2 separate regions of the Mus musculus genome follow, and region 2 is linked to region 1. A link is a loop called in an ENCODE intact Hi-C map of the cell type or tissue named here. Cell type or tissue: left cerebral cortex. All regions are shown on one strand. Each heading gives the region's core, and the rest is flanking DNA. Links, peaks and the distances in the headings are about the cores only.

Region 1 (16,864 bases), core at 5,426-13,425:
CTGGGAGACAGATTCTCTCCTCTGAGTTTCAGTGCTCAGAGCACTCTCTGCTGGCAAGCTCTCTTACAGGGAAGGTGCGCAGATATCTTGTTTTTGGACCTCCTCCTGGTCGAAGAAGAAGGCCCAAAACAGGGCCTCTCTCAGAAGCTGTGTTGCTTTGGCAGTTCCCAGAAGCTGTCAGCTTCTGTGGTGCAGACTCTCACCTGTGCAGACTAAATTCCTAAGTTCCAGGGAGTCCTGGAACCAAGATGGCGACCGCTGCTCCTGAGGCTGAGGCCGCCTCCCGAGCCAGGCGGACACCTGTCCTCTGGTCCGGACGGTGGCCGGCTGTCTGCAGCCTGCAAAGGGTACTGCCTCAGCGGCTCTGTGCTTCTGCCTGTCCCAGAAGCTGTCCGGTTCTCTGGCGCACCCTCTAACCTGTTCAGACTAATTTCCTAAGTTCCGCTGAGCTCCGGAACCAAGATGGCGACCGCTGCTGCTGAGGCTGAGGCCGCCTCCCAAGCCAGGCGGACACCTGTCCTCTGGTCCGGATGGTGGCCGGCTGTCTGCGGTCCGCCAAGGGTGCTGCCTCAGCGGCTCTGTGCTTCCGCCCGTCCCAGAAGCTGTCCGGTTCTCTGGCGCACCCTCTAACCTGTTCAGACTAATTTCCTAGGTCCCGCGGAGTCCCGGAACCCAGATGGCGACCGCTGCTGCTGAGGCTGAGGCCGCCTCCCAAGCCAGGCGGACACCTGTCCTCAGATGTTGGATCTTGTGAAAAGCTTTTTCTGCATCTAATGAGATGACAGTGAGATTTTTGATGTTCGGTGAATTTATATGATGGATTACCTTTATCAACTCATACATGTTGAAACCACCCCTGCATGCCTGGGCTCACACCTATTTGATCATGATGGATGATCTTTTTGATGTGTTCTTGGATTCAGTTTGCAAGGTTTTGTTTGTTTGTTTTTGAGTATCTTTATATCTATGTTCATAAAAGGAATTGGTCTGTAATTTATTTGTTGGGTCTTTAGATAGTTTGGTTATGAGTGTAACTGTAGCCTTATAAAAAATTGGGCAGTGTTTCATCTGTTTATATCTCATGGCCTTTCTGGCTTTTAGAGTCTCCATTGAGAAGTAGGTATAATTTGAGGAGTATTGGCATTCACTCGTTTTTGAAAGTATGGCAGAATTCTGTGCTAAAACCATCTGACACCCCTATTTTTGTAATTAATCAATTTGTATGTATGTATGTATGTATGTATGTATGTATGCATGCATTTATTTATTCATTCATTCATTGGAAGACTACTAGTAGATTTGTTTAAGTTGCCTATCTTATCTTGAGTTGATTTTGGTAAGTGGTATGTATGCATTTCTTTTTGATTCTCCAACTTGGTGGATTACAGGTTTTTAAAGCATGTCCTCGTGGTTCTCTAGATTCCCTTCATGTCTGTAGTGCCCCTCTCTGAGTTATAATTTTGTTAACTTGGATATTATCCTTTTAGTTAATTTGGATGAGAGTTTATCATTCTTTTTTTCTTAAAGAACTAACACCATTTCATGAAATCTTTTGTTGTTTGTTTCTTTTTTATTTATTTCAGCCCTGAATTCATTTCTTAATCTACTCTTTTTCAGCATGATTTCTTCTTTCTGTTTTTATGCTGTTTATGTTTATGTTACTAGTATGAGATCTCTTCTTTTTTTTTAAATTTAGACACTTAGTGCTATGAACATGCCTCTTAGAACTGTTTTCACTGTGTCTCATAGGTTTGGATATGTGAGTATTCATTTTCGTTCACTTATACAAAGGTCTTTAATTTTGGACCTGACCTAGTTTTTCATTCAGTAGTGAGTTTTTCAATTTCCATGAGTTTGAAAGCTTTATGTTATTTTTGTTGATGTTTATATCCAGTTTTAATTCATGGTGGTCTGATAGATGCAGAAAGTTATTTCAATTTTCTTTTATATGTTGAGAATTATTTTGTGTCTGAGCATTTGGTTAAAATGTTCTGTAAATATGTTATGCTCATTTGATTTGTAATGTTATTTAGTGCTAGCATTTTTTGTTTGTTTGTTTAGTTTTTGTTTGGATGACCTGTCTGTTGGTGAGAGTTAGGTACTGAAGTCTCCCACTCTCAGTATATGAATGTCAATATGTGACTTTAGCTGGAGTAGTGTTTCTTCTACAAACATGGATACCCTTGTGTTTGCTGCATAGATATTAAGGATTGAAATGTCCTCCTGATGACGTTTTCCTTCGAATATCTTCTGATTAGTTTTGTTTTGAATTTTATTTTATTAGATAAAAATGTCTATGCCACATTTCTTCTTAGGTCTATTTGTTTGGAATATCTTTTGCTATCCTATTATCCTGAGGTGATGTCTATTCTTGATGTTAAGATGGATTTCTTGGATGCAGCAGAAGGAGGAATCCTGATTTTGCATTCATTCAGTCAGTGTCTTTTAATTGGGGAATTGAGATCATTGATGCTGAGAGATATCAACAATCAGCGTTGTTAGTTCCTGTTATTCTGTTGTTGTGTAGCAAGTGTTTTGATTTGCCAATATTGGGTTATTTATTACTTGTGTCTTCTTGGATGTGGTTAAACTCTTTAGGTTGTAATTTTCCTTCTAGCACCTTCTGTTAGGCTGGCTTTGTTGAGAGATATTGCTTAAACTTTGTTTTATCATGGAATGTCTTAATTTTCCTATCTCTAGTGACTGAAAATTTTACTAGGTATAGTAGTCTGGTCTGACATCTGTGGTTTCTCAGAATCTCTAGAACATCTTTCCTGGCTCTTATGGCTTTTGCATTCTCAGTTGAGAAGTTAGGTGATATTGAATAGGTCTGTCTTTATGTGTTACTTGGTCTTTTTCTCATACAGCCTTTAATATTTGTTTGTTCTGTACATTCAGTGTTTTCATTATTATGTGTGATGGAACTTTGTCTTGGGGTCCAGTGTTTGGCATTCTGTATGCCTCTTGGACCTTGATGGGCTCCTCCTACTTTAGGGAACTTTCCTTTTCTGGTTTTGTTGAAAATAGTTTCAATACTTTTAACCTGTTACTTATACTTCCTCTATTACTATTATATTTGCTCTTTTCATAGTGTCTAAAACTTCCTGAATGTTTTGTGTCAGGATTTTTTTTTAGATTTAAATTTTTCTTTTCATGAGGTGTGCATTTCTTCTCTCACATCTTCAATGCCTGAGAGTCTATCTTCCATCTTTTGTATTCTGCTGCTAAGTCTTGCCTCTAAGGCTCCTTTTGAGTCCTTAATATTTTTACTTTCAGATTTCCCTCTGTTTAGGTTTTCTTTATTGATTCTATTTCAGTGATCACGTCTTGGATGGGTTCACTCATTTCCCCTCATTATTTATGGTTTCATAGATGTCTTTAAGGCATCAACCTATTTCCCTCTTATCACATCCATGAAACCTATTAAAAAGGCTTTGTCTTATGCTTTGGACATGTTGCAATATTCAGGGTCTGCCATAGTTAGGGCTCCTGGCTCTAGTGGACACATATTGTCCTAGCTGTTTTTGCTTTTTATGTTGGTGTCAGGTTTTGGGAAGATGGTAATTCTAGGTGCTGATATCTGGTCTTGTTGGGTGATTTATTACTTGCTTTCTGTTTCCTCTCTGGTTCTTAGGTCAATGTAGGGTCTGTTCCATGGCAGAAAACTCTCCTGGGGTCCTTATAGATATGGTCACAGTGCTGTACATGAGTGTTGGAAGATATGATCATGAGGCACTGACTCTTCCTAGTTCCTGCTTCAGGAACCCCCCTGACCCTGCCCAGTCCTAACAAGTTGCTTCTGTTCTGTGCCTTGGCCCTGCTATCTGAAGGGAGATACCCAGGCTATCACACGAGCACACGCTAATGTTACAGCTCCACTTCTTTTATTTGACACCTCCCCTGATCACTCTTAGACTCCACATGGGGGCCTCTAGCCTGGTTGCTGAGGTTGATGCATAGGACCAAGAGGCAGGCATTGGTTTTTCAGTTTCTTTCAGTCACAGTGGGACATGAGGTACCTGGGAGATGACTGCCACAGCAGGTCTCTCACATGCAAAGTCCCTCTGTTTTTACTGAAGAGAAAGGTTCAGAGTGTCTTCTGAAAAGATGACAAGATGGCTTCCCAGCATTTTCCTTATGAAACCTAGTTCCCCACTCCCATTCTTTCTGCCTGTGCTTGTTCCTCCTGTGTTACCCCCATCCTGTCAGCTCTAGCCTTCAGCCTGCTCCCCAGCCCAATCTGTCCTTTCTGTTTTCTTTCCTTTCCCCCCTCTGATCCACACTTTCCCCCATTATCCCACCTTATCTCTATTCTGGGCTCTTCTTCTTTTCCAGACTTTTCTCTGAGCACCGTGTTCACCTTGTCCCTTCACTATTGGACCCAACTTCTAGCATTTCAGTTCAATAGTTCCCTACTCTCTTTCCCCAGTGCAAAGCCAGCTGTGCTCTGTCAGTCCTGATGAGCCAATCTTCCTCCATGGAAGGAGCCACCTGCCACACCTGCCGTTCAGCAGTGTCATGGCTGTGCTTCCCAAACAGACTGACCTGGTGTCCATGGGAATAAGGAAGACACAGCCAGCATGCTCCTGGAGCAACACTGTATCCATTTTCCTCATTGGCCTCTTCTCACTATCTGAACATACCTGGAAAATATCCTAGATATATGAGTGGAACCAATGCCCCTAAAGATTTTACAGCTAACAGTCAGGGTAATAACCTAGCTTTTCCCTATGAACTGAGAGACCTAGAACTGGTCATGAATCTCACTCACTGTTTCCTCAGGTACCAGGGAATCTGCAGCCAGAGACTAGAAATCATGAAGTGGTAGGGAGTCAAGCCCTGGTTAAGCTTGCTGCCTTTAAGTAAGTGTTGGCAAGTACAGATGCAATGGAGGTGCTGCCTAAAAAGACAGGGCATGGATCTAGTCTTGCTGGGATGTGAATCAGAACTCAGTTTCCTATTTGGTTCCCTTGGTTTGGATGGGAAGCCATGCCCTGGGTGGCTCAGCATTCTTCTGGAAATTTGAGATCAGAGTCTGCACTTGTTCAAGTTGCCAAGTATCAACTAATTCCATGTACTTGTTTATCATTATGAAACTGGGGACAATGGCCCTTGGTACTTGTACCATACTTCCATAAACTTTCTATTCAGGAGAACTGGATTCAAGCATTAATTTAGCTACAATTTCAGAAATATGTGCATGTGGCCAGATGAGACTTGATTGACCCTATGTGGGCTTCCCTGCCTAGGAGAATTTTACACTCTTCAATATAGGGAAACAGGAGTTCACACTCAATTGGGAAGGTTGCCTCATGTCAACGTGTAACTTTTGATGAATATGTGTCTGTCCTCCTATTTACTTTCTACTGTAGATGAGCAGCATGACTACAACAACCTTTAGTGTTAAGGCCAGGGTTTTAGCAGAGGCTCAGGGGGGTAGACACGGGGGAGGACTGCTGTTTACTGCTCTGCTCCCTGTGCTTTGCTTTCTTAATATTAACGTGGGCTGCCAGGCCAGGAGTGGCATCCCCCAAATTTATCTGGGCCCTCCCATACCAATCATTAATCAAGAAAATTCCCTCCAGGCCTGCTTACAGGCCAATATTATGGAGTTTTTTTTTTTTTTTCTCAACTGAGGCTCCCTCCTCTTGTTTAATCCTAGCTTATGTTAAGTTGGCAAAAACCAGCCAGTGAAATATCCTCTATTCGTTGTACTTGTGGATTCTCTGAGTGTTATGTGAAAATACTGCTTTTTTTTGTTCCGTTCTATGAGACTTCAACAGACACATTATTCCATCAAATATGTCTTAAAATGGAATTCCTACAAAAAGCAGTGTGGTTTCTAAAATCTAGGCAGTCAAGCATAAGGCATCCTTTAGCAGCCTAGAACTCCTCTTGGTTTGGGCTACACATACAATACTTTTCTAATATGCACTTGGCAGTCTGAGAGCTGCACTACGTATGAGCTCTGCCTATGCAGCTGCCTATGCTCTGCTGACAGACAGCACTCTGACGCAGTGGAGATTCTTCTGCCTTCTATTCAAATGGATTCTCAGTACTTCCTGATCCAAAGATAGAAGGACCAATCTGGCCTGAACTGGTTTTAGGTACGCGTATAGTAAGATAAAACTGTGTCCTCTAGTAAATTTTACCATCTCATGTCTATGTATAATTGGGTATACATATGACTAATAATATATTCTGGGAGGGAAATATGTAGTAGAAAAATGATTATATAAATCTATCAATCAAAATAAGAGCCACACTCACTATGCCTCTGAGTAACCAAACACCTCTTTCCCTTGAACCCCATAAATAAATACCTTGGACAGTAACCAGGACTGTATATTCACTCTGTGGCTCTTGGCTCTCTAGTCTGACCTATTCTATAGATTTGCTTTGAATAAAGTTCCACCACTACTTCTGCAAACTGTGTGAGCCTATACTCTAATTGCTTAAAATACCTGGCCTAGACCTGAACCAACAGTAACACCAGGCCCACATTAGGACAAAGTCAGCAGCCACCTCTAACCTCAGAAAATGACTTTTCCCTTGAGTTCTGCATGTAAGCTCCCCTCTGCACCCAGCTTTCTATTGGAGTAAGAGAAGGTAGGAGCCTAGGATTTTTACAGTATATTCTATTATTACACTTTTGAGCTCACATGACAATATCTCCAATTCAGAAACAATATTTAGCAAGAAAAGGACATGACAGAGCATTATTTAAGTCCTAGTCCAAATAATTTAAATCCAGACCTTTCCAGCTCCTGGTAGGCATCTGTCTGATCATACTATTTTTTGTTTTGTTTTTCTTTTCCAGCCAACCAGAGGAACCTGAAATGCTAAGACTACAAGATTCTCAAGTAACTCCAAGACCCAAAGTTACAACACTGTCTACAAAACCTAAAATATGACATCTAGGACAAGATGATTATTAGAGAGGTAGCATACTTACATGTAGCCATCCTGTGTATTGAATATAAACAATGTGGGCACCATTCACAGAAATAAATGTTTCACTTGTAAATAAATCAATGATTATACATTTGCTAATTTCATACAGAACTGATTCCCAAACAAGGGAAATTAATAGGGAGAAGAATGATATATTTTATACTGGCAAAGGGGTTAGTACTCAGTGAGGGAAAGGAATACACACGTGTGATCTGCAGTGTCAGGTTCCTTGAGGGGAAATTACCGTAAAAATGAAAATGGAAAACAGATGAGTATAGACATACATTTTTCTCAGCCTACTTTAATAAGCATTCAACCCCCCCTCTATCCCACCAAAGGAAAAGTTATTAGGATACAGGGGAAGTAGACCTGCTTAGAAATAGTTCTCTGGGGGTGAGTCCAATCTTCGTTGTCAGGATATCAGCAGTTAGTCCAGTAGAAAACACCAAATATGAAGCAGCAGCTACAGTCCAGGCCTCTCAGCAGACACCACATATGAACCAGCAGCTGCAATTCAGTCCTCTTTGAAGACACCACACATGGACCAGCAAGGGAAGTTCAATCCAAAAGAAACCAGAAGGCCTACCAACTGGCACAAGGCCACAGAAATAGTAAGAAGCCACAGGAACCTCACGAGAAGTTCCTTGTGGAGTTTCTCCCTATGTTGTCACCACAAGTGAGTTCAACAATTCAATGTAAGGCAAACTAGTACATGTGTGCTGTTAGCGAAGAATAGCAAGGCAGAGTAAAGCGAACCAATGCTTGAGCTCCTACTGTCTGGTGGTCATATTTATATTCTTTCTAAACATCACATATCCTTTCATATATTTGCTTTAGCAAAACATCATTTGACATAACTGATTTTTCCAAAGAAACCAGAAGTTTCCACTTCAGTTTCCACTGAAGGTGAGTCTATTTTTGTTGGAAATTTCACCTTCCCATCATCAGAAATGGTACAAAGAAGAGAATGAAATCACCAAGGTGATAGCTCTCCTTGATCATTTCCTTCCTGTATCAATAGCAGGTCCTGCATTCGTCTTGAGGTTACAAGATAGACCACAACTGCCACACCCACTCCAGTGGAGTCTGCAAGACAAGTCCAAAAGCTTGGCTGCAGTCCTGAGGCAAAAAAGTTGCACAGAAATGAGTCTCCTGGAGGTCCTTGGCATCCCATAATATGAATGTGGTCCAGATTTGTCCTTGTGATAGTCTGTGGAGGGTTTTGCATGCCTTCTTTCAGTATAGTTTTATTATAGGAGCTCCCAAGGAATGATTTGACAAATAGCCAAGTTAGATTGGACATTGCTTCCTGGCTTCCACCAGTGTCCCAACATCCTAGTTAATCATTGAGCCGACCTTGGGCTTTGAATTTCGTAAGAATGCTACTTGTTCAGATGAAATGCCTCCAGTGTTGATAGATAGTGAAAGAAATCAGGCATTGCAATTTACTGGATAAGAGTTAGAAATCCCAGGGCAAGTTCAACAAAGTAAACTTAGAATTCTCATTAGAGTCATGTATGGCAGACTACATTACATAATAATAGAAAGAAGGTGGGTTGTGGTTTAAGAAGGAACTAGAGTAAATACTACAGGGGAACGCCAGGGCCAAAAAGTGGGAGTGTGTGGGTAGGGGAGTGGGGGGGAAGGGTATGGGGGACTTTTGGCATAGCATTGGAAATGTAAATGAGGAAAATACCTAATAAAAATATTAAAAAAAAGAAAAAAAAAGAATAACAGCTGAGTCACTCCCATACACAGGAATTTACAATGGCTTAGGAAGAAGGTGGGGTATACAATAGACTAGAATTGGAACTACCGTTAGGTCTTCTAAGTATTAGCTGACTTTAGATAGGGTTGATTTTTTATCTCAGTTGTAAACAGTGCCTGGCTCCTGCCAATTTTCATGGATGCATTTTTCTTTTTTGTTTAGAGTCATTATGCATCAGATGACCTTAATGTATCTTGGCTGATGTATTACCTAACTTCCTTGTTTTCTTCTGTAATGACTATATAAGTCTGATGTTTACTTTGAAAGATTACACTCACAGGAGACAGCCAACTCTACTTGGCCGCTATCTCTTGGTAAGGAACTCCATAAAACCCCAACTATGAAGCTAAAATATGGAGATGGAAAATTAGTGTCAGAAGAAGCATTGGGGCAGAAACTTTTTATGGAATACCCAAAAGATGCATGGTCCAGGAAAGCAATAGTTTATTTCAAATAAATGAGAAGCACATACTGGGTCAACATGAATAAGATAATTTTATTAACTTCAACCTGTCTAGTGTATATGGCTACCAATATTTACCCACAGGGAGCTGCTGGCATCTAACACCTTGTCCTACTGAATCCTTAACAATATTTCCCCAGGTAACAATACTTCCCCTGGAAACTAACATCTGAATTCACCTCATTCCTGGAAACCAACATCTTCCCTCACCTAGGATGAGCTGACCAAAGGCTCTACCCACTATAATCTGAGTACCCTACCCATCCCTGCATCTATGATTTTCCCCTCCTTCCCTAGACACCGTAAGCACTTTAAGGAAGGAAGCATATATTCTCTGTCCCTTTCAGGGCATCATTCAAGCATTGTATGTAAGACCTGGCAGCAGGTTAAGACACATCTGGCAGGAAAGGAGGGACAGCATGAACTGAGGCTCTGCAGCCTGTCTAGCATGCTCACCCAGACAGCACAGAGTAAACAGCTAGAGGGACAGAACTGTAAAGTTTCAAGAGCAACCTCCAGACTTCCCTTTTCCATGCAGGATTCACCAGTTAAGGTTTCCAAACTGTTTTCAAATAGCACCACCAAGTGTTCTAGTTGAGGCAAAGGCAGCACTACCAAATTCCCTGAAAGAACGAAACCCTTTTATCATACAAAAGTGTAACATTTATGCTCCAGTGTACAAAAAATCAGTTAGGTTCACTAATATATCAGCAATTGGCAGTAGGAAAGTTTTTCAATGTATTGGCGTAGGTCTTAAAATTGTTGACTGATGACAATCATCATGATAATTATTAAGATGGCATATACTGTTGTTTTACAACCCCATGCCCACAAACTGAAAAAAGCATTTATATAGCCATTAGGGTGAAAAACAAGGGGTTTGTTGTACTGAAAACTGAAGAATGTCAACTTTGTGTCCAAATCTCAATGCCCACGTCTTGTAATGTTCTCAAGTAAAATAAGCAGTAAATATTTTTATGTCTCTAGAAGTCCCACAGCAGCTTTGTGTGCACTGTTCTGGTGTTTCTGGGTCTTGTCATTTTTGTGTGTGGCTGCTCACCTGTTGAGTATTGGCTTCTTTGGGTAATGTATGACTTTGTATATGCCTACATGTGTGCACATGTATATAGAGGACTTGACAGCTTCTACAATTGTTCTTATTTTTCGTGATAAAAATTTTATTGGACCTGGAACCCACCAACATGTCTACACTGGCTTGCCACTATGATCTAGGAATCCTTCTGTCTTGATCTCTATCCTCATTCCCAGCACTGAGCTTAAATAGGTGAGCACAGCCTTGCCTGAATTTATCATGGGGGATAGGGATTGGGACCAAGACTCTTTATCCTGTGTGGCAACTTCTCTATACAATAAGCCACCTTCCCAATGTCCACTTAAATCTTATTTGACAAAAATTGAATGTTTGTCATATATGATGTTTTGAAATGTGTATATATATATAAATAGCTCAATGGGCTAGAAAGATGGCTCAGTTATTAAGAGCATTTGTTGCTCTTCCAGAAGACCCAGGTTCAACCCAGTATCCACTGGGTGGCTCATAACCATCTATAATTTCAGTCCCAGGACATTTGATACCCTCTCTTGACCTGTTCAGTCACAGATATATCTGCAGCCATAAAGGTTTAAAAATGTAACTTAATTGCCTTAACAAACATAAGAATTACTTCACATACCTATCCTTTTTGGTGTGTAATAAGAACACTTTAAATCTACCACTGACGTTATGAAAGAAAGCATACACTCCAAATTAAGGAATCATCAGAGAGCTCTTCTTATTCATCACAACTCAGACCAAATACTTTGACCAACAACCTACCAAATAAGTAACCAGTAACCCAAATTGCCATCTACCAACAGCCTGGTGTACAAGAACTGTCACTACTCAGGCCCTGGTCTTCAAAACGAGTCTTCAAGTCACATCCGTGTTACTCAGAATCAATAAAAACCATTCTGTACTGAGTTTTGTTTATTAAGTATTTTGCACAAATGGATGCTGTCAGTGTTTAGACTCCATTAGTTATGCAATTATAAACACCTTACTTACTGTAATTAGTTTTAATTACTATAATTAATTCAGAATGTCTCAGTCTCCACTGAATGGGAATAGGATTCTAGACAGTCTGTGGTATCTTAGAGTCACCTGAACAATGACAGAGACCTTGAAACCAGCCATCCCTCACTGAGACATGCTACCCTGTACTTACCAGATTATAGATTTTCTCCTTCTGTATTTGAGAACCATCATTTCCTTCTTCAAAATGTATCTGCATGTTTTTTCACTTTTATCTAAACTTTAATGGCTCTTTTCAAATCACTCATTCTCCTGAGTTTTCCTTTCTTTTCCCTCTTCTCAGGCTTTCCCCGTCTCTCTCCATTACTTTTTACCACTCTCCCTGGCATCTTTTCCCAACATTTTCCATTTGCAAGAGGTACTCTTAGTAGAGTTGAGAGAGCCTTTTGAGATCTCCAGATATATGTGACCATCCACATCTATTCTCAAAGGCTACAACAAGCTCAAGGGTTTCAATGCCTGTGGGTCACGACAATTGAAAAATACATATTTCCAATAATCTTAGGAATTCCCAAACATAAATTTATTTTCATTGCTACTTCATAACTGTAGTTTTGGTACTGAGCAGTGTCTCAGTTCCTAAGACCATTGAAAATATGTGTTTTCCAATGGTCGTGACCTACAGGTGGAGAACTGCTGCCTCAGAGGAAGCTGAAAGAGGCCTCTCAGCCACACTGTATTTTGTCTGGTGGAACTATAGCTCCAAGACTACAAGGCATTTCCATGTGCTAAGGCCTACATATCTTAGACACAACCTGACCATTGCCATTCTGTAAAATGAATTATTTTTATTATAAATGTATGTATAAATGTATAATTATTGTAAATTAATCCAGCAGCTGTATTTCTTTACCTTTGCTAGTCCTCTGTAGGCTTTGCTTTTTCAAAACCTACTTCAATTATGGCTCTTTAACACTTCAACCTCTAGCCCACCACCCACTAGAGGTAGGGTAAATGAAAGGTAAATAGGAAACAGGGGTTATGGACCTGTTTAGAAATAGTTCTTTGTGGTGACCCCAGTCTTCACCGTCAGCAGTCCAGTCTACTAGCAAAGCACCAAACATGAATCAGTAGCAGCTTCTTGATCCAGAAGAAACCACAAGGCTCCACCAATTGGCACAAGTCTGTAGAAGCAGCACAAAGCACCTGGAGTACCATCAGAAATTCTTTGGTATGTTTCTCTCTACAATGCCATGACAAGCAAAGATCATTGAAGAGTTGGGGGACTGAAGTGATGACTCAACAGTTAAAAGCACTGCCTGGGCTTTCAGAAGCCCTGAGTTCAGTTCCTAACAACCACATGGTGGCTCACAATCGTGTGTAATGGAACCTGATTCCCTCTTTTGGTGTATCTGAAGAGAGAAACAGTCTACTCACATACACAAAATAAATAAATCTTTTAAAAAAGTTGCAAAGTGAACCAATGCAAGAGCATCATACACTGTCTGTTGGGTTATATTTATACTCATTCCAAACATCAGGTGTCCTCTCAAGTGTCTGCTCCAGCAAAACGTCGCATGCCCTTTCACCAGACAGCTTCCAGTAAAATGTCCATTCTCAGCGAAGTATCCTATTATAATACAGCTTCCAGAAAAAGATCACAGGACACAACTGAGTCTCCAACAAAACTAGAAATCCCCACGTCAGTCTCCAATAACCAAGACTAAGATTTATTAAAATTGCCTTGAACAAAATACTGAGCAATTATTATTCCATTCTAAACCTCCAACCTAGTCAGACTTCCTCCCAGACAATATCTCCATATTACTTGCATTTTTGGGGGTACTTTTTTTTGGTCCAGCTCTCTTTTCCTGATGCTTCCTTGGCCTCTTCTCCTGGTCTCCTCCTTCATTCCTGTCTATTTCTCCTCCTCTCTGAGAATTGGAAGTCCCACCTTATTCTCTCTAAAGGTCTGTATTGGATCATTGGCTTTTATTGGCAAGACAGAGAATGACTGAGGAGCAATGTTTATATACCAAACTTGAGAAAAGAGATTCTAAAAATAAACATAACAAAGCCAGCTCAGTCAGTCAATAAGGTCTCATGGGAGGGAGTGAGGATTGAAAATGAAGAAAAATAATTAGACAAAATTATAACACGACTCCAGCCAGTATTGAGGCTGAATCAGGTTTATTTTTCTCCAGCCTGCTTTTATATCATTCTAGGTACATTCAAAATTCATGTTTAGTTCTTAGATCAAAGACAAAGTAATCAAGTGAAGTAGTAAACAAGATCACACAAGATAGTAGTCAAGCGATAGGATCAGAGGTGAGGACACATCTGCCCCAACACTGGAAGTAACTTCGACCAGCAGGGCCCAGACATCCAAGAACTCTGTCTGCTCAGGTGCGCAAGTTCCTTCCAGTCTGGGCTGGTACCCTGAGCAGACCTTGGGCGCAAACTCTGCAGCCAGTCCTACAACACCCAGATCAAGCTCCATTCCTATGCACTCTAACATGCCTAGGATCCCAGAATCCCAGGATCCCAGGAGTTTGGTCACACCAGGATCTTAGGGTCCCAGAAGCAGCCTGACTTCCAGGAGCTCTGACACACCCAGTATCTTAGGATCCCCAGATGAACTCTGAGGGGTTCTGACACAACCAGGATCACAGGAAGGACAGGCTCCAGTCAGATATAACGAGGGCAGGTAGCACTAGAGATAATCAGATGTCGGGAGGCAAGCATAAGAACATAAGCAACAGAAACCAAGGTTACTTGACATCATCAGAACCCAATTCTCCCACCATAGCAAGTCCTGGCCACACCATCACACTGGAAAAGCAAGATTTGGATCTAAAATCACTTCTCATGATGATGATAGAAGATATTAAGAAGGGCATAAATAATTCCCTTAAAGAAATACAGGAGAACACAGGTTAACAGGTAGAAGTCCTTAAAGAGGAAACACAAAAACCTCTTAAACAATTACAGGAAAACACAAGCAAACAGGCAAAAAAAAAAAACAAAACCAAAACCATCCAAGACCTAAAAATGGAAACAGAAACAATAAAGAAATCACAAAGGGAGAGAACCCTGGAGTTAGAAAACCTAGGAAAGAGATCAAGAGTCATAGATGCAAGCATCACCAACAGAATAAAAGAAATAGAAGACTCTCAGGTGCAGAAAATTCCATAGAAAACATTGACACAACAGTCAAAGAAAATGCAAAAGCAAAAACTCCTAACCCAAAGCATCTAGGAAATCCAGGACACAACGAGAAGAAAACATCCCAAACCTAAAGTAAGGGATGCCCATAAACACACCAGAAGCCTACAGGACTCCAAATAGACTGGGCCAGAAAAGAAATTCCTCCCATCACATAATAACCAAAACACCAAAATCACCACACAAAGAAAGAATATTAAGAGCAATAAGGAAAAAAGGTCAAATAACATATAAAGGCAGATCTATCAGAATTATACCAGACTCCTCACCAGAGACTATGAAAGCGAGAAGATCCTGGGCAGATGTCATACACACCCTAAGAGAACACAAATGCCAGCCCAGGCTACTATACCCAGCAAAACTCTTAGTTATTGTAGACAGAGAAAACAAGATATTCCATGACAAAACCAAATTTACACAATATTTTTCCATAAATTCCACCCTACAAAGGATAATAGATGGAAACACCAACACAGGAAGGAAACTACACCCTGGAAAAAGCAAGAAAGTAATCTTTCAACAAACCCAAAAGAAGATAGCCACACAAACATAATTCCATCTCTAACAACAAAAATAACAGGATATAACAATCACTTTTCCTTAGTACCTGTTAATTATCGATGGAATAAATTCCCCAATAAAAAGACATAGACTAACATACTGTATATGTAAATAGGACCCAGCATTTTGCTGCATTCTGGAAATTCATCTCAGTGTCAAAGACAAACACAACTTCAGAGTAAAGGGCTGGAAAACAATTTTCCAAGAAACGGTCCCAAGAAACAAGCTGGAGTAGCCATTCTAATATTGAATAAAATTAACTTTCAACCACAAGTTATAGAACAAAAAAAGGAAAGACACTTCATACTTATCAAAGGAAAAATCTGCCAAGATGAACTCTCAATTCTGTGCTCCAAATGCAAGGGCACCCACATTCATTACAGAAACTTTACTAAAGCTCAAAGCACACATTGCACCCCACACAATAAGAGTGGGAGACTTCAATACCCTACTCTCAAAAATTGACAGGTTATGGAATCAGAAACTAAACAAGAGACACAGTGAAACTAACAGAAATTATGAACCAAATGGATTTAACTGATATTAACAGAACATTTCATCCTAAAACAAAAGAATATACCTTCTTCTCAGTACCTCATGGCACCTTCTCCAAAATTGACCATATAATTGGTTGCAAAACAAGCCTCAACAGATACAAGAAGTTTGAAATAATCCCATGCATCCTATAAGATCACCATGGACTAAGGCTGGTCTTAAATATCAACATAAACAACAGAAAGCACACATACACATGGAAGCTGAAAAACATTCTAATCAATGATAACTTGGTTAAGGAAAAACTAAAGAATGATATTTTAGAATTTAATGAAAATGAAGGCACATCATACCCAAACTTATGAGACTTAATGAAAGCACTGGTAAGAGGAAAGCTCATAGCTCTGAGTGCCTCCAAAAAGAAACTGGAGAGAGCATACACTACCAGCTTAACAGCACACCTGAAAGCTCTAAAACAAAAAGAAGCAAATACACCCAAGAGGAGTAGATGGCAGGAAGCAATCAAACTCAGGGCTGAAACCAACCAATTACAAACAAAAAGAATTATACAAAGAATCAACAAAACCAGGAGCTGGTTCCTTGAGAAAATCAACAAGATAGATTAATCTTTAGCCAGACTAACTAGAGGGCACAGAGATAGTATCCAAATTAATAAAATCAGAAATGTTAAGGGAGACAACAATGAAGTAAATCTTAAAATAATTATTCTGCCTGTTGAATATTAACAGTTGAAAATATTAAAATCATGTCCTACAAACTTCATGGAAATATTACTGACAATTTTTCTCACTGTGCTTGAAATTAGCATTTTCTTAATGTTTAACTTCAAAGAGTTTTTGCTATTTTGAAATTTTAAAAATATACTTCCTGATAAAATAATTTCTCTCCTAGAAACACTGATAATCTTTTTTAAGTAAACTGATTGTTAAAGAATGTATACAGATATATAATGTGTTTTAAATACTCTTTCACTATGTCAGGTGGTATCAATAAGGGCTTTTGAATATATTTATTATTAATTCATTTTAATATTTTATGTTCTTTTACTATACTTAATTCCCAAAGAATATTTTGTATGTTTTGAAACAATTTAGTATTTAACATTAGATATAGAATCTTTAGTTATGGATAGTATTAAATATTCATTAATGATATTTTTAGGGTATGAAAGGACATGAATATAAAAGTTGAACAAATTTTTTATGTATTATTTGATTCTCAATATACTCAATATTGTTAATATGTTTGATGTATAAGACGCATTTAAATAACAAAAATTTAAGAAAAAAAGGTAGTAGTCCAGCACTGCAGTAAGCAAAAGGATCACAAAGGTAGTAATTAAAGT
Region 2 (16,864 bases), core at 5,269-13,268, 450 kb before region 1:
ATGGCTCAGTGGTTAAGAGCACGGACTGCTCTTCCAAAGGTCCTAAGTTCAAATCCCAGCAACCACATGGTGGCTCACAACCATCTGTAATGAGATCTGACTCCCTCTTCTAGGGTGTCTGAAGTCAGTTACAGTGTACTTATATATAATAATAAGTAAATCTTATTAAAAAAAAAAAAAGAGGCCAGCCTGGGCTAACATGGTAAGACTATCTCAAATGCAAAGCAAAGGCCAATCAGAATGCTTGGTTAGTTTCTGCCCCTCCCACTCAGGACATCTGAGCTCTAGTCACAGGGCAGAGTACAGAGGCAGGCTGACATCCCAGCCGTGTCACATCCTCTTCAGCTTTCCATAGTCTGTAAGAGAGCACCGTCTCTCTATGGAGATAAATACAGCATTCATTGCCGTGTTTTAAATCAGAAAAGACTCTGGGACTCTTGCGATAAAGAAAACTTGCATTCAGATAATCCGTGCTCACCAACGTTCTTGACTCCTTCCTCGATGCTAACTACAGATCAACTCCAGATCTCTGTTGAGAATTATGCTCCCTGTTTCCTGCCCCTCAGGAAGTGGGTCCAAGAGGTCTGACTTTACCAAATAACAAATTCATGCTGGGTCCGACTGACCAAAGCAAATGAGGAATTTTTTTTTCCTTTCTTACACATAATTTCAAACTTAAGAAAAAGTTGCAATAATACGAAGAACGAATACAAAAGTCTCCTGACTGCCCCACTTCCAGTTCACCAACTGATGGTACCATTCACAACTGTCTGGGTCCTGTTCACACTGTGACTCATAGAAACGGTTTAGCCCTGCCCCTTCTGATTCGTAAACCCTGTCATTTAGACTAAGGAGCCAGCATTACTGGTTGCACGTGTTTGACAGGCTGGAACCAAAGCCCGTTCTTCAGTCTCAGTTGCTGATTTATGCTTTTTCTCTGTTTTCAACAAATTATTAAATCTAAATCATATGCTGTTAAAACACGGCTTTGGTAGCCTATTCCAAGTGCTAAATTGAAGAATAAAATTCCAGGTCTTTCAGAACAGGGAAAAATATATGAAAGTCATAAAAAAAAAAAAAAAAAAAAAAAGAGCTCCAGATTTCCCACTCTGGGCTCTTGCGCGCCCTCTCCTGGCTGAAAACAATACCTGACACTGTTGAGCACAGCAATTGCTACAGTCAACAGTGCAAGTCTCCGTGGCACATACAACCCATTTAAACAAATAAGAGCCCGAGAAGCGACCAGAGAGTAAGAGGAGAGGCTGCCGCTGTATTGCTCTCCTCTGTGCTCTTTTGTGGGAATAATCTTCTCCACCTGACTTCAGGCCAGGTGGTCGGTCACGTGTTAGGATCAGAACACATGCACGTTGGGTACGAGACAAGGAGAACCTGATTCTCGTGATTTACTTTAAATCCTAAGTCAACTTTCTCCAAACGGGATCTAGGCTCTTTAAAGGAAAGAACTTACTCCAATATATTTCATAGAGATGTTATCAATGCATCATCTATAGAGTGCACATTTTCTTGTTGGGTGAATTCAGTATGATGAATGGTTTATATGGGATTCATGCTAAATAAATAGATTTTTAGCTGTTCTTGCAAGCAGATAGGCAAAATGACTAATTATGTAAAGTAAATACAATTTGTTCACTATAGTAACCTATGAACTGAATGTATGCATCTTTTAGCATCAAAGTTTATGCCTTAAATATGCATAATACTTAAAAAAATGTAGCCAAGAAGAGAGGAAGAGTCATCAGTGTATCTACTTTTATTTAGCATGAAGAACCTTGCTGGTTATGTATAATCCAAAATACAAATATTATAGTAATAATAAGAAACAATGGCAGGAGGATTCTGTGGTGGTTTGACTGAGATGCTGCGATAGTCTCAGACATTTGAACACTTGGTCCCTAGCGAATGGTGCTGTTTGAGAGGTTTAGGAAGTGTGACCTTGTTGAAGGAAGTGTGTCCCAGTAGCTGGGCTTTGAGAAGTTAAAGGCTCTTGTCATTTCAAATTTGCTCTCTCTGCTTCCTGCTAGTTGTTCAGGATGTGAGCCTTCAGCTTCCTGCCTACCATGCCTTTGCTCTACCATCATGGACTCTGACCCTCTGGGACTATAAGCCCAAATAAACCCTTATCTATAAGTAGTCTGGCTTGTGGTTTTTATCACAGCAACAGAAAAGTATCGAATACAGATCCTAAATTTGAGGGCAGCCTGAGATATGTAGTATATATACTACTGTCTCGGAACTAAGCTTTTTGAACCCAAACTTAATCACATAGCTCTAAAATTGTCACTTTTTAGTTTGCTACTAAAATATACTTGCAGAAATACGATGCTTATTTAAAATTCTAATATTCCAGATCCAGCATGGCCTATAATGATTATCTACTTTCTATTCAACTCAATACTTATTCGCTTCATTTTTAATCACCATCCTAAATATTTCTCTCAATTCCAGCAGTGGAGAACAAGGCCTTTGGGAAACTGCTGTGGGTTAAATAGCATCATAGCACGCATGTGCAAGAGGTGTGGCAATCTCTGTGGTGCTGATGCTGTGGTGCTGAGGGTGTGCACACAGTGAAAGATGGTGGTTCTGAACAGCTGGAGCAGCAAGGCACCAAGGTAACCTTTCTAATTACACTCAGCTCTAATCCCCAGACACTGGGATCTTTTGATTTTTGCACAGTTACCTCCTACATTTACACTCGGCTCTGCCTACCCAAGAACCCCAGGGGTAAGCAACAATCTACTATTATAACTAGTCCTGACCAAGGCAGAAGTGGCCAAAAAAGGGGAGGCGGTTATCAGCCACTTATCAAAGGCCTGATGTGGACTGCACATCTACATCCACTGACTTTTATCCCATCAAACGCCACAGTGGAGCTTAAGGATACCAGGGCTCCATTCTGTTTGGGTTGAATGTTGAGACCTTGCTGTTTATCTTTAGCCTCAGCTTTGGCAGTGGATGGAATGATATTTTTGTTATTTCTGAGTGTGTGTATGATTGACGTGTCCTCTGCTTGCATGAGTTTGCACTGTAGCTAATTCCATAACATCAGAAATAAAATGTTTGGATTTGTTAACCTTTAAGTACAGCATTAAGTTTCAAATAAAGACAAGCGTTCGGCATGAAGTTCAGAGTCAAAGTTCTCCTTTATGTCTATAGTAGTTGAGATCAGATGAAACATGAGTTCATATTTATTATCACAAGACTCTGATTGGCATCAAAGTCATTAATTTTACATAAAAGCAAGCATGTTAGCTTTAGGACACATTCCTTTTTTATATTTATTTTACTTCTAATTGTGTGTGTGTGTGTGTGTGTGTGTGTGTATACACATGCAAATATGGGCACATGTGTGCAGGTATCTGAGGAGGCCAGAGCTGTTGGATCCCCTCACAGGGAGCAGCTACAAGTGATTTCGAGCCTCCTATGGGAATGCTGGGAAACAAACTTGGGTCCCCTGGATGGGCAAGAGGCCCTCTTAACCACTGAACCATCATTTTAGCTCCTAAAAACCCTCTTAAAAAAAACCAACAAATGTTCCTGCAAATGTAAATAATAATACAAAGAATGACGATAAAGAGTAACCCTCGAGTTCTCTGGCTGTTCTGGTACATGAGCCTTCTTACCCCTAAAGTAAAACTTTAGAACTGTGTTTATTTTCATCTGAAAGTTCTGTTTAAGTCATAATTTTCTCACAGGGAAGTTCTGCTTTAAAATATTGTATGAGTTCTTTACAATCATCCTGTTGGTCACTTAGACCTTTACAGGGAAGAAAATCTCCCACATGTTTCTGTAGCAGGCTCATGATAAATCACCTCTAATTCAGACATAACAAAGACTAGAGCATTTAAAGTAGATGCCATTGAGCATCTAGTTTAAATCAGCTCCACCTTGCTTCTGTTGCAAAGTGAAAAATGAGCAACCCCCAGCTTATGAGTATATTGAGTATATCAGCAGCTATTACACAAGAGCAACATAGTGGCTGCCAAGGAAGAAACTATTGTTTCTTTTGTACACATTGAGCTCATAGCTCCTAACTGGTGAAGGATTTGGGGAGTTTGTTGTTGGGTGGAAAAAAATCAGATCTACAGCCTTGTGCATGCTAAACACACACTATTTCTGAACTAACACCCCCCCCCCCCAGATCTTAATGACAAAAGTATGTTAATATAAATTGTTTATAAAGTAGCATTAATTCTTTACCCTTCTATGTATTCGGAAGCTTTTCAAGATGACCTTGGAGTCTCCCAATCATGACCTTCATAACCAAAGTTTGAATCTGTGTGACTTTTGCTACAAGAGTACAATGCTAGTAATTGATGCGTGAGTCCCGAGCCAAGTCCTGAAGAGCACTGCCCCTCCTCTGTCAGTCTCACACCTGAGTTAGTTACTTCTCAGTTGCTGTGCTAAAACATCAGGACCCAAACAACTTATGTGGGCTTCTGGTTGCAGAAGCATAGGGGTCTACCAGCATAGGGAGGCAGCGGGCTGAGGGCACAGCAGCGGGAAGCTGAAGCTCACATCTTCAGAGATGAGCTGAATTACAGTGGGTAAAATGGAAGAAGGGCAAAGCTTTGAGCTCTCAGTGCCTCGACCAAGTGATGTAGTTCCAGGGAGAGCCTATGGGGGACACTTCCTGTGTAAACCACCACCACACCCTCTCATGCCCTGAGAGCAAGGCCAGTTCTCTGCTAGAGATGAGTGATCATGGAGCTGATGATAGGGCCTCCATGCCAGTAGGACAGAGCAGCCTATACCTGCCAGTCCTAGGTATCAAGTAACTGTGGCCACAGAAGTAGAGGGGAGGAGCAGCTCAGGGGAGGAGGAGCAGCCCGGAGGGAGAAGCAGCCCAGGGGAGGAGCAGCCCAGGGAGGAGCAGCCCAGGCCAGGGCCTTGACATCCAGCTCTGGTCAGCAGAAACAAAGCTGCCACCCAACCAACTTGTAGGATGGTACAAAATGCAGGCGGTCTTGGGGGGTCAATGATTATTACTTATAACAGTATCAGCTTTATTCTTCTTTATCCAGAATTCTGTGTTAGCTTTGAACTTAGTGAAATTGTGGGTACGTTACATTTCTATTAGGTAAGGAGTATCTCTAGTTTGTGGTTACACACATACAAATATGCACGTGCAGGAGCTGGAGAGATGGCTCAGCTGTTAAGAACACTGACTGCTCTTCCAGAGGACCCGAGTTTAAGTCCCAGCAGCCACGTGGTGGCTCACAACCATCTGTAATGGGATCTGATGCCCTCTTCTGGTGTGTCTGAAGACAGCAACAGCATGCTCACATACATACAATAAATAAATAAATCTTAAAAACAAACAAACAAATATGCACACACACATGAACACACATTCAGAGTACCCTCAGCTTCAGGTCTTTCTTACCCAATAACTGTAATTTTTTTACTTCTTTATTTTTTAAATAGTGGTGGGGATAAACTCAGGCCTTGCACATGCTGGACAAGAGACTTACTGCTGAGCTACTTCAGGGGTCCCAGAACTATGTCCTGAACCACAAATCCACATCCTTTCTCTAACTCCATGTCTGAGATGATCTCCAGTGAGAGAGGTGAGTCCCAGAGGCATATGACCCCTTTCAGGTAGGAAAGAGAGTACTCCACTTCATTTTGAAAACTTGTATTAGTCTCAAAAGTAACTTTCAAAGCTGGAGAGATGGCTCAGCAGTTAAGAGCACTGGCTGCTCTTCCAGAGGTCCTGAGTACAAATCCCAGCAACCATATGGTGGCTCACATATATATAATAAATCTTTAAAAAAAACTAATTTGCTTCTGGGGAGAAAGGGTTTAGAGCAGAAAGAGCTACATTCCCATCACACAGTGGCCCACAGACAGACACACCCATCAGGGAAAATATATTATGGGGCTCAGGAAAGGAAATACCTTAAAATGATCTCACAATATAGCCTTTTTAGTTGCTGTCCTGAAGCATGAAGGCACAAGAACAATAATTCAACTTGAGGATCTTCATTCACCCACTTCCCCCAGGTCCTACCAAACTGACTCTGCAGGGGAGAGGCGAGAGCAAAGCAGCTGACTCACAGACACAGACGGACAGAAGGAAGGAGCGAGGCTCAGCAGTGGGCCATGTGCATAGCTTTGTTAGGCCTGGGTTCTATGCCCAGAACCGCAAAAGGCTGCTTTCCCCTCACACAGCACCATGGTCTTGTGAGCACATACTGGAGTACAAGAGAGCAGCATCTTCATGGGCGCTTCAGGACCACCAGCAACAAGAGCAGATGCCAGGTCTCACTCTAAACGCCCTCCATCAGATCCCTGCAGCCAGGGTTTGGCAATCTGGTGCAGGAGAGGGTGGTTGTTTGAGGACAGAGGGTTGACTGATGCTGGTGATGGAAGCCAGGACCTCTGCATGTTAAGCACATATTCCATACCCCCTCCACTGAGCACTACAGCCTCAGCCCCAGCAATGTGTTCTCCCCTCCCCCTCCTCCTCCCCCTCCTCCTCCCCCTTCCCCTCCCCTCTCCCTCTCCCCCTCTCCCTCTCTTCCCTCTCCCTCTCTCCCTCTCTCCCTCTCTCCCTCTCCCCCTTTCCCTCCCTCTCCCCCTCTCCCTCCTCCTCCCCCTCCCTGCACCCTCTGGCCTGGAACTCACTATGTTGGTCAGGCTACCTTCATCTCAAACCTATCCTCTTACCTCAGCTTCCCTAGCACCGAGCTTACAGTGTGAGCCGCCACAGCCAGCTGTGGTGTGTTTTAACCCTTTCTGGATTATGGTGCTTCCCCAGCTTGGGATGGGGTAGGAGAAAGCTTGCCTGCTTTATCCATGTGCAAGCTAGGTTTGGGTTTCTGACCAAAAAGGCTCTTGTAGAAGCTCTTAAGGTCAGGTTTCCTTGTTCCTGGATCAGTTTGTCCAAAGTGACATTGTGGGTTGAGGAGCAGCAAAGCCTGAGAAAAGCAGCCAGCCTCTGAGCTCGGCCTGCCTGCAGCCATCTTGTCACCACCACGGGCTGTGAGGCAGAACCTCTACTTCCTTCAGAACTGTGGTTGCCCTGATGAGGTCAGAGTGCTTGCCCTGTGCAAAATAGCTCCCAGCAAAGAGCTTCGCCTCCAGTTGTGAAATTGATTAGTGGCTTTAAAATCCCTGAAGAGTGCCCACCAGCAATTGTACTATTTTAAAACTGGATAGGAAAAGTGTGTGTGTGTGTGTGTGTGTGTGTGTGTGTGTGTGTGTGTGTGTGTAGTTTTACCCCAACCTTAAGGAGTAACACACACAGGGAAGAAATATGCAAAGGACCATGATATCATCTTACTTTCTATGTTAGATTATTTTGTTGTTGTTCAAATAGGCTGAGCTTTAGAAAGTTCATTGCTATAAACTTCTGTCAATATCAAGAAATGTAATCTGGCATGTGTTTGTGAGATGGTAGAGGCTGGAGATGAAACCTGCCTTGCAGCCTCTGGGGAAACAAGCCCTTTGCTAGCTCCTTGGCTTGGGTGAGCATCCTCTCACATTCTGGAACAGTCTGAGAGATACTGGATGAACTCGGAAGTGCAGAATGCACTGTTTAATCCTCTTATGTTTAACTCTCCATAAGAATGAATTTTAAAGATCCAGGTAAAACCTGCCCGTCATCACTGCCCAAGGACACCATGCCATCAGAAAGATGCAGCTCAGGCTCACACTACTAGTGTGCTCATAGATTTATTTATCCAGCGGTTACTTGTTGAGCTAGACATGGTGCTGGTTACCGTGGGGATGTAGGGACATTGGCCTATAGGAAGGAACACGTGGAGATTTAAATGTGATGTGGTAAGCAGGTAGGATGCAAACCCCTTTCCTCCATCTCAGGGTCACAGCCAGGGTCAAGCCTATAAGGAAAGACAGGAGAAAGAAAAGAAAAGAAAGGAAGAGAAGAGAAGAGAAGAGAAGAGAAGAGAGAGAGAAAGGAAGGAAGAAGAAAAAAGAGAGAGAGAGAGAGAGAAGCAAAGCACAACAAATAACCCTCAGCAAAGAGTATAAGAAGTGAGAACCTTCAGAGTGCACTGACCCAGAAGTGCACTCAGTCCCATACTTAGATCAGATAGTGAGTAGACCACCCTGCAGGGGTGTGGCTAGACGGGCATATCAGTTAATGGCCAGGGGCTGAGTGGGGCCCATTCCTCTGCTGATTCTTCAAGTCCTCTGCCAGGCTTTCCTTCCTCTGATATCATGGAAATGTGAACATCTCTGGAATTGCTTACAGCCAATGCAGAACCAATGAGATATTTACATAATGCAAGAGAACTGTCAAGATCCACCACGGAAGGGACCTACCCTAGGGCAACATAGGGACGTTACAGGCGGGAGGGCCTTAAGCACAGCATTAGGAACAAGTGTGCACACCTCACTGCATCAGCAAGACTAGCTAGAAACAAAGCCTCTGCTGCCCCCTGGTGTCTACATCCTGACCTGAGTGTTTCAAAGTCTGAATAATTTGATTTTTAAAAATTCCTATAATTTTCTTTAACCCAAAGCACTTACCACCACTGTTAATGCATTTAATTCCCCATCATTATCGTGAAGGACTCTGTTGGTGATATTATAATTCAGATATCTAAGTGTAGAGCTGGCATTTGCTGGTGGCGTGTCACTAAACTGATGATAGCTGTAAAATGATCCTAATTGAGGAGCTAAGAGGGGCTAAAGAACATGACCATGGTGCAGCTGATTGGACGTGTGACGTCATCTTCTGACATAGTTATTGAGAAGGAGCAGGGGTAAGCAATGAGTATCCATAAAGAGCCATAGACGTCAGAAAACCCACAGCAGAGATAAACAAAGAGACCACAGCCAGGAGAGAAAACACTGGAAACCTGAGAGCGGTTACTATATGGGAAGCCTAAATGCAGGGTAGACAATAAGAGGAAGAGAAGTGTGAAGAGAGGATGTCTGTGGTTGCCACACTTTAGTTCAGATCTAAGACACACAGTGGGACTTACATGCCTCAGCATATTTCCTGAAAGAAAAATCTTATTTCAGAGAAGTAATTGATCTGTCCAAACAACTGGTGACAAGTGACTTTTATACCTCTACACTAACCTGATACGTGAGACGCTTCTGGAATTTGGTAGTTTTTTTAAAAAATTAGCTAAACTCTAAAGACCGTGAAAAATGTAAAAGTGGACAGCAGATTTAGGGGGAAATATGTTCTTGGATGAATATAGATTTTGGTGGGAAGGGGAAATAGAACACATGGTATAATGAATTTGTTTGCTCATGCTGCATTGAAAGACAAATTGCCACATCCTCAAGTCCTGAGCCAGAGCCCTGCTATGGTGGCTGGTGCATTACATATCAGCAAATGCTTGTTTTGTACTAACTAGTCAATAACTCTCTCTCACGAGAGTCTCTGGTCAGCCAACTGCTTATGCCTGGAGAGTTCATTCAGAGTTCTGTAAGAGTTCTCTGTGGTCCAACTCTCCTACTGTTCCTTCCCCACAACAAAAGGCATTTCCAGCATTTCCTGGGTCTACATTTTTCTCCAAAGAATTATCATCAAAGATCACCAGGCTCTGTTTCAGAGAGCAACCTACTGTGTGCTCAAAACCGTTGCAAGGTTTAAGGGCTCACAGCATCTTACTTGTCAAGCTACCGTAAGGTAATTCAATTATATCCAAGGAAGAAGACAACTTCTCTTTATTGAGCACTGTCTTGTTTTACCTTACATGAATCCGACACTTGGGAATAGTAAACATTTCAGGCCTACACTTCTTGTTCAATGTTCTTTGGCTCCAAGGAGATTTTATCGTCTGGTGGTGCTGGGAATAGAGCCAGTGGCCTTGAGAGTGCTAAGCAAGCATTCTGCTTCTGAGATACATTCCTGGCCCAGGGAGTATTTTCAAAATGCATGTGCCTCTGCCCTTGTGTCAGAGGGTAATGACAAACAGTTAGGCTTGTATTCCCCAAGAATCAAAAGTGTGTGAACTATGCCTAGCTCTTAAGCTACATTAGGGGACTAAACCAAGGATTCATTTCTGGGCTTCTGGGAACAAAAAACAATCACTGTAGTCTCAGCACCAGTAGAGGGCAGCATGCCCTATACCAACCTAATTCACAAACTTCACTTCTGTGACCCAATGTCTTACTCAGTCCTGAAGTGTTCAGGGTCAAGCGCTCGCTCACATTAGCAGGTAAGAACTGCAAACAGTTATACCCCTAATAGAGCACTGACTTCTCATAGAGGATCACCCTAGATGGTACAATTTTTAAAAATTCACTTTGCAGGTAATTTTATAAGCTAAGTTTCTGAGAAACACATTTGCACAACATGGTTATCTATGCATGAAGTTGAGCTGTCACATTTTAAATCACACCCAATTTGTGGTCTTCTAAATACATGGGAATCTGTGATGGACTAAAGTGTCCTGAAAGTGTCATGCCTGTGATGGAGATTTTGCAGCCTGACCTACAGAAACCTGTGCTTGTGGGAGGCTGAATGTTGTAGACCTGGAGCCTGGGCTATCTCCGGCTATCATTGATTCCCTCAATAGACATTTGTTACCCATCTTAGTCAAAAGACACAACATCCTTCTGATTTTCAGGTAAAAACGTTGGAATGTATTACGTAGACACTATCTTCCACTAGCCTGAAAGTTAAGAATGTCATGACACAGTGTCTAAAACCTACAGCAGACATCCCCTGCTTTGCTATAACCTGCCTACCTGATGACCCACCCCAAAATTCAGCAAATGATTTTGATTTATGTCGTTCTTTTAATCTGTGATCGTGTAATACAAATTCATGTAATCACTTCTAAAGTGGAATATGTCATGAGTCCCAGTCTGCATTGCTGGGAGAGATAGCCACTCATATACGGCACAGAATCAGCCTTATACTCCCTTTGGAAGCACCTGGCTTTGTCTACAAGCAAGAACTACCAGTTTACCCATTCTTGGTTCTGTGTTAGAAACAACTGAGCATGCTCCATTTGAATCATTAAAACACCTGGTGGGTTATATGCGCTGAGAGATACACGGGCACATACACACACATACATGCACGCGCACACGCACTCACTCACCCACGAAGGCATACATATACACAATTTGGCTAGTACATGTCAGAATTACCTGGAGAGCTGCTTGATAGATCCAGGTTTGGAGCATGAAGGAGATGAGTCCAAGCGTACTGTATCAGACACGTGTCTAGTGGAAAAGGCTCACTAGTACGCACAGAGCTGCTGCTGTGCAGTGCAGGAATTGGGGCTGGGGACGGGGAGGCTGGTAGGGATGGGTGAGGAAAGAGAAAGCTGGGTATGTGGAGGAATATTCTTCATGGCTCTTCACCTCTCTTTCAGTCCTGAATGGGGTGGTCTCAGGGTGCTTTCTCTCTTAGAAACATGCCCTGGACTGGGGAAGACAGGAGGGAATGGACTCACATAGCATGGAGTGAGTTTCTCTCTCTCTCTCTCTCTCTCTCTCTCTCTCTCTCTCTCTGAGTGAGTTTCTCAAGATGGCAGTGAAGTCATATGGTATGCCTACTTTATAACCTTACTAATGATAGTGGCCAACCCATGGGTGCTTCCGACTTGATGAGGTCATCAGCCAAGGTGGCAGGAAACCAAAAGTTGCTGTTGACGAACACTCCCCCTTAGTCCTTTTCTTTATTTTTTTTTCTTCAAAACTATCTATTTCCCAAGTCAAGAGTTGAATCCAAGTTGCATATATAATATGCAGTTGCAAATCTATTTTTCTAAACAAGAGCTGAATCCAGGTCACATAGATAGCACATTGTAGCAAATCTACACTTTTAAACAAGAGTTAAATCTCAGTTACACATATAGTATGTTGCAGTCAATTAAAATTATCTATAGATTTTTAACTATAAACCCGTTCATTGCAAGTTCTGAGCTGGTTTTTCTGTTATAGATCTTACAGATCCTTTTAAAACCACACCCAATGAGCTTACTAATCCTAAAGTGTATAAAGATAAAATTTACATTTCAAAAAAAGCTTCAAAGATAGAAAACAAAACCATGGAGGGGGGAGGCCGAATTTAAACATTACTTGGAGATTACACTTTGCTATTTGTAACCTCTTTTGGAAACAGTTTCTCTCTCTTGTTCTCAAGCACAGGGTCTCTTCCCTGGCTGTTCTCTTTTGTTCTCCAGTCCTTGTCAGGTGGCTGGTCTGACCTGGAACAGAGACTTTGGAGAAAACTTGTAAACAAACATGCTTGAGTCTGGAGCAAGCAGGCATTCCAAATCCCCTCTCTAAAGCCAGCCTTCTCAGTAGAACTGAAGAGCATGAAACAATTTTTAATATTATCCATCTCCAAAAGACATCTGAGTGTCTGTAAAACTGAACCCAGTGATCTAAGGATCCATAATCATTTTGTTTGTGTGTCTGCAGACAGGAGCAGACAATCTGAAACACCGCCTCCCGAGTGTTGGTCAGGACACTGTACAAACAGTCGAAGTCATTGCTGTTGCTCTTGGTGGCCTCACAGAAAGGGAAGGTAAATCCCTATTGCTGAAGACACAGGACCAGAGAATTCTAACAGGATCTGACCTGAAAAGCTCCCAGAGAAAAACTGGAAATCTACCCAGCCTCACCCAGGAGTACTCATTGATCTAAAAGGGAAACTTACTACCACAGTATCATGCCAGGAGCCATCTACTAGAAGCTAAAAACTAGCAGGTAATCTTCCTGAGATGGTTAAACTATGAGCTGTAAAATTATAATGGATTTGCTCTTCTAGAAAAGGCCAAAGGAACTACATTTGAGGAAAGGTTGTTGCTACTACTATGCTTTTCCAGTTATTATTAAATATATATTACAAGCACTAGGTATTAGCCAACCCTTTTGAGCAGATTTCTGTGAACAACAAAGATGTACTGTCTTGTACTGGTACTATATAGACAAATAGATGATTTCTTAATTCTTAATGATTTTATAAGAACTCCTAAAATTACACTAGTAATTACTAAGCCCTTTAAAATAGGAGTGCTATTAAGTCCTTTCTGATATTAAAACTGCAATGAGAACTCTGCCAGTTTTCATGTATCATCAGTTAATTGCTTCTGAGATAGAAAGTAGGCATTTACAACTTAGAACACATTCTAGAAGTTGTAAAACAATCAACCAAAAGTCATAACTAGCAATTTATTGTAGGTATAAGGACAAAAGATAAAATATTGACTGGGCTTATCTACATAAAACTTTAATAATAACTTAGTCACAAAATTATAGATTTTAACTTTCAATGAACCTGTAGAGCTAGTGGCAGAAAATGAATATCTAGTCTTAATGGGACATATGTAAACATCTCTGTTGTAAACTTCTTATTCAACTTATGATTTGAATTTATGTTTGAACTTTTAGGGAATTTTTGGTTTTTTTCTTTTTTCTTTTTTTTCCTTTTTTTTTTAATTAGGTATTTTCCTCATTTACATTTCCAATGCTATCCCAAAAGTGGGAACTTTGATTTATTTTTTTTTAAAGATGCTTGGAAAAATGGTGTGATCTATTCCCCTAGAAAAGGTACAAAAAACTAGGGATGATTACATTGCATGGCATTATTACATAAGAGCAGGAGAGAGGGCAAGATTAGGAGGACAACAGAGTAGAGTAACTTAGAAATTAAAAGGAAACTTAGGAAGTAAGAGAGTAATAGGCAGAATGCAGATAGAAAGAGGACAAAGAAAAGGCTACAAAGAAAGAGCAGGTAGGCTTCTCTTTACCATGGGGTAGAACAAGTCTTTTATTAATAGCAAGGCAAGCTTAGTCTTACTAAAGAGGACAATGCTTTTTTTTTTCCTTACAGACTTGGGTTTAGCAAAAATATGGTAGAAGCTTTTTCTTTCTCTATGCAATAAAGATTGTGGCTCATTTCTTCATCCAGAATGAGTGAGTTCTTTCTGCATTGATCTTTTGCTTCATATGCATATGTAAGTATAGACGTATGTGTGTAAGTATGTAATTATGAGATAAATATGTAGCTTAGACCAACTGGTTTATATGAAGGTGTATGAGTATGCATGCATAAATTTGTATATGAATGTGTGTGAGTTTATGCATATTTTCTGTGTAAAAGTTTTTCTTCCTGGGAGTGTCTCTCTTCTCCTGGTTCAATAAAAGTTTATTGCTCCAAACCTCCTTCCTGCCTGACAAGCAAGAGGTGGGACTTCTGAGCAAAAGAGAAAAACGCACTAGCAATTACTTTATTACTTGATCCCCTGATGTTAGGCTACAGGTATTAATCACCTAAGATAGCATTTCTTTAACCCTCAGAGTGAACAAGAAAGTGTTTAGGGTTGTTTTGTTTTATTTTCTTTTTAAGAAATTACCAGCAAGCATTCATTATAGTTAGAGAGGTAGATGTCCAGAGACTGTAAGTCTTTAAACCTTCCTCTGAGACCACCAGTCTTTAAGCTACCTCTATGTACAACTCTGTGACCCACTTCAACCTATTCAATGCCAGGCAGACTCCTGGAACTATCATACCAGTATAATTCCTAACTCCTTTCTAAACATTTATCTTAACACTCCCAGGTAAATGCAACTCTTATCTCTCCTCAGCATTATCTATCTATCTATCTATCTATCTATCATCTATCTATCTATCCATCTATCTATCTATCAAGATGGGCATGCTAGCATATGCCTTTAATTCTAAGACTCAGGAGTCTACGCTGTGTGTTCTAGGCCAGCCAGGACTTCACAGTGAGACCCTTTCTTAAAAAGACAAACACACACACACACACACACACACACACACACACACACACACAGAGAGAGAGAGAGAGAGAGAGAGAGAGAGAGAGAGAGAGAGAGAGAGAGAGAGAGAGAGAGAGAATGGAGCAGAGGAGGAGGAAGGTAGTAGCAACAGCAGTTCTCAAAATGTAGAGAACAACTGACCTTGCATATCCAGTCCTGAAGGTTGGATCTAGAACTCAACCCCTACACCTAACGTTCAGGATCATCTCAGAAAGGGGGGAGGGGGATGAAAAGACTGTAAGAGCCAGAGAGGATCAGGAAGCTGTCAGAACATTGTCTTCTAGTTGTTGCAGGAAAGCTCCACCTACAAAATTTCAACAACATGGCTGCCAAAACAAGACCCGAACAATGCCAACACCAGCTAACTTGCCAACATGGGTGAAATCTCCCAGGGGTCCCATATCTAGATGAAGGGTAAATAATAACAGAGGAGAAATTAGTCTTCCCCAAGAATAAGTCCCCTCAACTAGTTATCCAGTACCAAGTGATCAGTCCTAAAAGCATATACATACAAGCACATATATGTAGAGATATATGTGTGTATATATTATATACATATATAATACATGTATATAAACAATAGTGGTTAAAGAAAAACCATGAATTAATTTAAAAATGATCAGGGCCTCGGGGAGGGGGGAGATTTGTAATGATATTATATTTTAAATAAAAATAAAACTATTTTTACAATTTTTGTTCAAATATCCATCTCTGGAGTTAAGGGTTGTAGTGACCCACTCTGGATGTGGGTGTTGGGAACTGAACTCAGACCCACTGGAAGAGTAGGAAGTGTTCTTAACTGCTGGGCCATGTTTCTGACCTCTCCAGGCTTCATTTTACACTTTATATTTTTCACTGGGGGCTGAGGAGATGGTTCATTGTGTACATGCTTTAGATATAAGCTTGAGGAGTTCCTTCTGGATCCCTCAAACCCACATTAAAAAAAAAAAAAGGTCTGAGTAAAGCTGCACCAGCCTGTAGTCACAAGTGTGTAAAGTCTGAGACAGGAGGATGAAGCTCCAGTGTAGCCAACCAGTGAGCTCCAGATCCAAGCAGAGACCCATTCTCAAAACAAACATTTGGAGGGCCATATAGAGGAAGATACCCTCTGTACGGTAAGCGCGCACACGTACGCTCTATTTACAAATTCATTGGGACGGACAACTCAGATTTTTCAGGTTCCGCTGTCTACTTAACTCTTCGATCCTCCCAGTTCTCTTCTCATAGTTTGTGTGAGTTTGGATATGAAGCAGAACCAAATACCCTGGGATCCGCCCACATCTGACGGCTGGGTTCCGATGGCCCTGCTTCCCCCACCTCGCCCACTCCGGTTCTATGTTCGCCTCTCTCTGTTTAAGTCCTCCACCCTGGTCCCCTACTGTCCCGAACCAAGACAACTTCAAGCGTCCTTCTTTCTGCAAAAATCACTGAACACAGCCTGCTACACAGAGTAGCATAACTGATAGATAACCACCACCACCACCTCGGTGCGCCGGACTCTGACGTCACATTAAGCGCCGGAAGCGATGGGGGGGGCATACCGAGACGTCATCTTGCTGCGCAGAACAAGCGGTTGTTGACAGGCCGCAGAGGTGGCCGTAGGCGAGCTTCAAGGAACCTATCATGCCTGACCGGGCAAGCTGTCCTGGGCCGAGGCCTTTGGGCTGGGGATGAAAGAAACGGATCAGATGCAGAGTTTGGAGGGTTCCGGGGCCGAGAGGTCAGTCGGCACGCAGACGGGCAGCATGACGGGTGAGTGCGGTGGCCTTCTCTCCCGCCCTGCCCCTCTCCTGGCGCTCTGCACGCTTGCCCGAGTCTCCCTCCAGCTCCGCATCCTGCCTGTCCTGTGTCTCCGCACAGCCCAGCACCCTCCCTGCTCTATGTCTCCTTCCCGCCCTGCTAGCCTGCTACTCCCCCCCCCCCCCCCACACACACACATACTGCACCTCCCTGACACCCTGCCTGCCCTGTGACTCACAGCGACTCCTGTCTGCCCCGCCGTCCCTGGTCTCCTTGCCAGGCGCGCGTCCCGGACACTGTGCTGTCCAGGCTTCATAGGTCGCGTCCTGTCCTGCACTGGTGGGTGGTTGCACCTAGAGTCAGTATCCCG

Evidence for each region. A loop is a pair of places that touch in the nucleus more often than their neighbours do. Peaks named below come from ENCODE experiments on the same cell type or tissue, not always from the same donor. Only the 100,000 strongest peaks of a DNase experiment are listed, where the experiment ranks them.
Region 2: a loop joins it to region 1, with 7 times the contacts of the local background. A loop is called at or near these places in 2 of 42 quality-filtered maps.

The regions. Positions count from the first base shown.
Region 1 is chr14:59,148,667-59,165,530 of GRCm38, reverse strand. It overlaps Gm5142 (predicted gene 5142), which reads left to right. Exons shown (of 2, transcript NM_001004158.2): 2 at 6,821-7,028. The coding sequence ends at 6,846. Among named protein-coding and RNA genes, the nearest start is that of 1700129C05Rik, 14 kb to the right of the region's middle. In left cerebral cortex, for the core only: a CTCF peak has its summit at 9,773; a DNase peak (open chromatin) is centred at 9,727.
Region 2 is chr14:59,597,397-59,614,260 of GRCm38, reverse strand. It overlaps Cdadc1 (cytidine and dCMP deaminase domain containing 1), which reads left to right and starts at 16,302. Exons shown (of 10, transcript NM_027986.3): 1 at 16,302-16,506. The coding sequence starts at 16,425. In left cerebral cortex, for the core only: CTCF peaks have their summits at 8,435 (motif pointing left) and 10,060 (motif pointing right); DNase peaks (open chromatin) are centred at 8,411 and 10,052.